Regions from separate parts of the Mus musculus genome. Here region 1 is linked to region 2. A link is a loop called in an ENCODE intact Hi-C map of the cell type or tissue named here. Cell type or tissue: left cerebral cortex. All regions are shown on one strand. Each heading gives the region's core, and the rest is flanking DNA. Links, peaks and the distances in the headings are about the cores only. Region 1 overlaps Ipo7 (importin 7). Region 2 overlaps Tmem41b (transmembrane protein 41B).

Region 1 (2,922 bases), core at 284-2,783, 52 kb before region 2:
TTCCAGGCTAGCAGACAGCATAATGATAAGGGTACTTCCCTCCCATGAGCAGGCCTTATTTCAATGCCTGCACTGAAGAGATGGAGGTCTTTCAAAAAAAAAAAAAAAACAAATCAACCTACAAATTGTTAAATAGCATCCAGCAATTTTTCTTTCCCTGTGCAGGAATAATCGGCCTCTGAAGTTCTGGATCACAGCCAGGCTCCATTCCAGCTCTACCATCTTGTTATCCTTTCACCCAATCACACTATGCTGCACAACTTTTATATAAAAATTTCGTTTTAGCTTTGTAAACATGAAGTACAATGGCAATACAAAGAATCTTACGTATATTTTACAACATGTGCTACAGTTTTGTTATAAAAATAGCAGGTTGAATGCCTTTAATCCTTGCACTCAGTAGACAGAGGTAGGTGGCTGAGCTCAAGGCCAGGCTGTTCTACAAAGTAAGACTATCTCCAAATTAAAAAAAAATTAGTCGGCACACTTGGCACCTCTAAAATTAGGTGGCGCACGCCTTTAATCCCAGGACTTGGGAGGCAGAGACAGGCAGATTTCTGAGTTCAAGGTCAGCCTGTCATCCTGGTCTACAGAATGAGTTCCAGGACAGCCAGGGCTACACAGAGAAACCAAAAATAAAATTTAAAAAATGGTATGTTCTGAAAAAAGAAAATTTTAGCAAGCACAAAATATACACCTGTAATAATCAGTAAATTTCAATAAACATACCTGATAAGCTCAGGTGAGTGGATAATGGCTTCTACAATATTTTCTCGAATACAATGCCGGTCTTCTTCTGGAATAGTATATGGAGCGATGTCCCCTGGTGTGGCTTCCCGATCAGGCCAATATTGTGTTATCATATTTTTTAAATAAATAACACCTAAAACATAGACCATCCACAAAGTAATGTTTACTATAAAAACAGAATACAGTATCTTTGGGGGAATATCAACATTAGGAGGAGATTCTTAGTAAGTAAACTAATACCTAATTCTTTCAAGTCAATAATTAAAATTCAGTAGAAGGCATTTACCCACAAAATTATTAAACATACAGCCCAAGAGAACCCAGCAAATGAACTCTGCATACCAAAATTTTCTAAATAAAACCCATAAGGATTAAATCATATAAATTCAGATCCTATACCTCATCATTTGAACATGATAAAATTCATTTATCTATTAACAAAAATTATAGAAAAATAAAACATAGCCGGGTGCACGCCTTTAATCCCAGAACTTGGGAGGTAGAGGCAGGCGGATTTCTGAGTTCGAGGCCAGCCTGGTCTACAGAGTGAGTTCCAGGACAGCCAGAGCTATACAGAGAAACCCTGTCTCAAAAAACCAAAAAATAAATAAAATAAAACATATAAGGGTTCTCAGTGTCTAAATCCAGTATTTCTATCACACAGAACTTCAAATATTATGAGAAAATGTGCTGTACTCAAAAATCATAGATTACAATCTGCCAGCCACCATACTGCTACCTTTGCACATTGCTGTCTAACAGTTAACAAGCTGTTGATGCAAGTATGATCTACGTCACTAACAAGGCTTTTTACTCAGCCATCTGGGGAATGTGGAGCACAAATGTATGACATGAAATTGACTCCTACATTCTGTGGGAGACTAGAATGACTGGTAAATTCTACCTGAAGTCTTATACCCACTTAAACAAAGGTAACTGTGTCTTCAGAATTTAATTAATACTTAATCTTTTTGTTTGTTTGTTTTTCAAGACAGGGTTTCTCTGTGTAGCCCTGGCTGTACTGGAACTCACTCACTCTGCCTCCCAAGTGCTGGGATAAAAGGTACGAGCCACCATTGCCCGGCAATTAATACTTAATCTTAACACTGTTATTTTAAAAAGGGAATTATATCTATAGTAAGACATGGGGCTGACATCATCTAGATTTTCACTACTATAGAATTAATTTATTTTACCAAGGGCTAATGAGATGGCTCTGAGGGGTAAGAACACTGACTGCTCTTCCATAGATTCAGAGTTCAAAACCCAGCAACCACATGGTGTCTCACAACCACCCATAATGAGATCTGAAGCCCTTGTTTGGTGAGTCTGAAGACAGCTACAGTGTACTTATTTATAATAATAAATAAATCTTTGGGCCGGAGTGAGCACAGTTGACTGGAGCGAGCAGAAGTCCTAAATTCAATCCCCAACAACCAGATGAAGGCTCACAACTCTTGGGAGGCAGAGACAGGCGGATTTCTGAGTTCGAGGCCAGCCTGGTCTACAAAGTGAGTTCCAGGACAGCCAGGGCTATACTGTCTGGGGGGGCGGGGGAGACCAAACAAACTCACATCTATCTGCATAGCTACAGTGTATACTCATATACATAAAATAAATAAATCTTCAAAAATATTGTATTTGCTCAAAACATAGCAAGAGCAAAAATTAGGACCTGACAGTGCTATGTCTAGATAATTTTTTTCATTATAATGAACACAAGAATTGAATGCATACTTAATTGACTTAGTAGTATTAGCTTTTCATTATGACAAAACATAAACTGAAAACTACACAGTGCAAGTTTATTAGTATTCAGCATACCCCAAACATACTACTATAAAACCCAAATGAACTTATCATGGGGATAAAATACCAGGACTTAAACCACTAAAATGTGCTCTACAACTGATGTACGTTGAAGTCCCAATTCCAAGTTTAATAGCTTCCATTTTACAAATACTAAAATGATTCTCCATTATAATTTTATCTTCCAATGTATAAAATCAAGACAAAAAAAACTAACCATCTTCTTACATGTCAAACACTTTTATTCTAGTTAAAATTTGGGAATTAAAGAGTACATAAGCTTCCTTTGGAGTTATAGGCCCTGTAAGAATAGTAAAACTAAAATTTTTGATGAGAGCACTGGTTCAATTCCCAGCATCCACA
Region 2 (2,922 bases), core at 299-2,798:
TCATTTAAAAAAAATAATGTTATAAGAAAAATTTAAAAACATTTATTTGAGAATTTTATATAGTGTATTTTGATTATATTCATATGTCTTATTTTAGTATTTTGTTACAGGTCTCACTTTGTAGCTCTGGCTGGCCTAGAACTGTTTGTAGATCAGGCTAGCCTGGCTCTTCCTCTAGAGTGAAGATATAAAGGTTTGAGCCACCACTCCAACAAGAGTTTATTTTAAAACATGTGATGGTTAGTTTTAATCGATGACTCGACAGAGTACACAGAGTAGAATAACCTGAGATACTCAGTGAGAAGTAGTCTACATTGGGTTGATCGTGGGCTTTTCTTAGTTGGGTTAATTGAGATGGGAAGACGCACCCTGAAAGTGGTCAGCATCATTTCAGGGACTGGTCCTGAGCTGAATGAGCAACCTAAGCACTAGGCATTGATTAATTTATTACTGTCTTCTCTCTTTTTTTCGAGACAGGGTTTCTCTGTGTAGCCCTGGCTGTCCTGGAACTCACTTTGTAGACCAGGCTGGCCTTGAACTCAGAAATCCGCCTGCCTCTGCCTCCCAAGTGCTGGGATTAAAGGCGTGCGCCACCACCGCCCGGCCTGTCTTCTCTTGACAGTGTGTACAATTCAACCCAAATCTGATTTTCCTCTCCCCAGTTCCTTTTTTTTAAAGATTTATTTATAGAGTACACTGTCACTGTCTTCAGTCATACACAGCAGAAGAGGGCATCGGATCTCATCACGGGTGGCTGTGAGCCTCCTGTGGGTGCTGGAATGTGAGAGCAGGTTCCCTGGAAGAGCATCAGGCGTTCTTGACAACCAAGCTCTTGCTCTAACCCCACTGATTTTAAAATTTTTTTGAAATGATTATCCTAGTTGGATTTTTTTTTAAAGTGTATGTATATGAGTATACTGTCTCTGTCTTGACACACCTGAAGAGGGCATTGGATCCCATTACAGATGGTTGTGAGCCACCATGTGGCTGCTCAGAATTGAACTCAGGACTTCTGGAAGAGCAGTCACTGTTCTTAAATGCTGAGCCATTTCTTCAGCCTCTGATTTTACTTTTTTGAGACAGGGTGTCATGTAGCCTCTGCTGAACTTGAATTTAAGCTCCTCCTGTCTCCAACTTAGGACTCTGCCTGCCTCTGCCTACTGAGTGCTGGGATTAAAGGCGTGCACCACCACGCCCAGCAGCATTTTACTTTTCTTTCTTTCTTTTTTTTTTTTTTTAAAGATTTATTATTACACAGAAGTACATTGTAGCTGTCCTCAGATGCACCAGAAAAGGGTGTCAGATCTCATTACGGGTGGTTGTGAGCCACCATGTGGTTGCTGCTGGTATTTGAACTTAGGACCTTCGGAAGAGCAGTCAGTGCTCTTACCCACTGAGCCATCTCGCCAGCCCCTTCATTTTACTTTTAAATCATAATGGGGAGAGTTCTAATTTTATAAAGACCAGAAGAAATAATTACATCTCAGGAAATACAGAGATCATGCCTCCTTGTTTTAGAGAAGAATGTTTTATATTCCACTTGAGTTTGTGATCAGCTAGTTGTAAAACGTCTGAGATCTCTGGCTAGACTTTTAGTTTAGACTTTCAATCTCTGCCCTTTCTGTTACCTGCGTAGCATTAGATTTACATACAGTTTGCCTTTGGAATGGCTGTTTTGTAAAAGTGGTTTTGCTAGTTATGCAGAAATACAAGTAATCAGTATTTAGCCTCGCCATCTCCCCAGCCCCTAATCTTTGGTCTTATGTGGTAAGCAAAAGCTTTACCATCGAGCTACATCCCCAGAAAACACATTGTTTCTCCTTGGGTAAATTGTGATGTGTCTGGGGCAAGAATTTAAGGTATTTTATATTAAACAACTTATTTTGAAGATTGGTCTTAACTAATACTGGCTTTTTTGCTTATAACAGGTAGAGCGTCACAGAGAACATCTTATTAACTACATTATATTTTTGAGGATCACACCGTTTCTTCCTAATTGGTTTATTAATATTACATCTCCTGTGATAAATGTACCATTGAAAGTGTTTTTTATTGGCACTTTTCTAGGTAAGACCTCTTACTCTCGTTGTGTGCATGGCCAACTGTCCAGCTGGCCTAGATTGCCTGCTGTTTGCAAAATCACCAGTACCATATATAACTCTTGGGCACAAAGCCTGGCCTAGATACATAGCTTGTTCAGTGTGTTGTAATATGTTACCTCTCCAAAGAATGAGCACTCTGTACTAGAAATTATTTTAATAATGTGAGATTAAGCAGAACCCCCTCATCTTTGTTTGTTTAATACTAGTGTTCACGTGGGTGTGGGTGGTAAGTGGGGACTTGCATGTCAAGCAGCCTGCATCACCCCCCGTATTCTTAGCCCAAGGAGAATATTTTCCCACCCCAACTCTGGCCCAGCAGCCCTTTCTTCCTTTGACAATGTGAGCCAGTTAGATCAGAGATGACAGGATCTCAAGGCCATGAGCTTTGTTGGCTGAAAGCTCTTCTCACGCACCTGGACTGCATGCTAGCACCCTGGTGAGCATCCCAGGCCAAGCTCCAGCAGTCCTCTGGTCTTTAAGGGGATTGGCTAGTGATGACAAGTAACTGACCAAAGATCACTTACAAAATACTTCTCTGCTGCAGACTTTACTGTGTCCCCATGCAGGACTTGTTAACTCCACGATCTATCTCTCTGAACAGAAGAAAACATTTAGTTTTTGGTTTTGAACTTCTTTGAGTTCTAATCACATATTAAGTCCAATTTATTAGGGGAAACAAGATCAACACACATCAAGAAATTGATACTAGATTTGAAATTAATAAGTGGATATAACATAATTTAAGGGGTTGAGTGCTTGCCTACTTACCATGTACAAAGCTCTGGGCTTGATACCCAGAACCACAAAAAATTTTTCAAAT

Evidence for each region. Peaks named below come from ENCODE experiments on the same cell type or tissue, not always from the same donor. Only the 100,000 strongest peaks of a DNase experiment are listed, where the experiment ranks them.
Region 1: it touches region 2 in a loop (2.3-fold over the local background); 13 of 42 quality-filtered maps call a loop at or near these places.

Annotation. Positions count from the first base shown.
Region 1 is chr7:110,027,652-110,030,573 of GRCm38, reverse strand. It overlaps Ipo7 (importin 7), which reads right to left. Exons shown (of 25, transcript NM_181517.5): 3 at 730-883. Among named protein-coding and RNA genes, the nearest start is that of Gm25636, 5.9 kb to the right of the region's middle. In left cerebral cortex, for the core only: no CTCF peak of the experiment used is centred there; a DNase peak (open chromatin) is centred at 1,555.
Region 2 is chr7:109,975,740-109,978,661 of GRCm38, reverse strand. Tmem41b (transmembrane protein 41B) reads left to right here. Exons shown (of 7, transcript NM_153525.5): 6 at 1,929-2,067. Among named protein-coding and RNA genes, the nearest start is that of Tmem41b, 9.0 kb to the left of the region's middle. In left cerebral cortex, for the core only: a CTCF peak has its summit at 1,339; DNase peaks (open chromatin) are centred at 1,324 and 2,144; H3K27ac peaks cover 239 bases.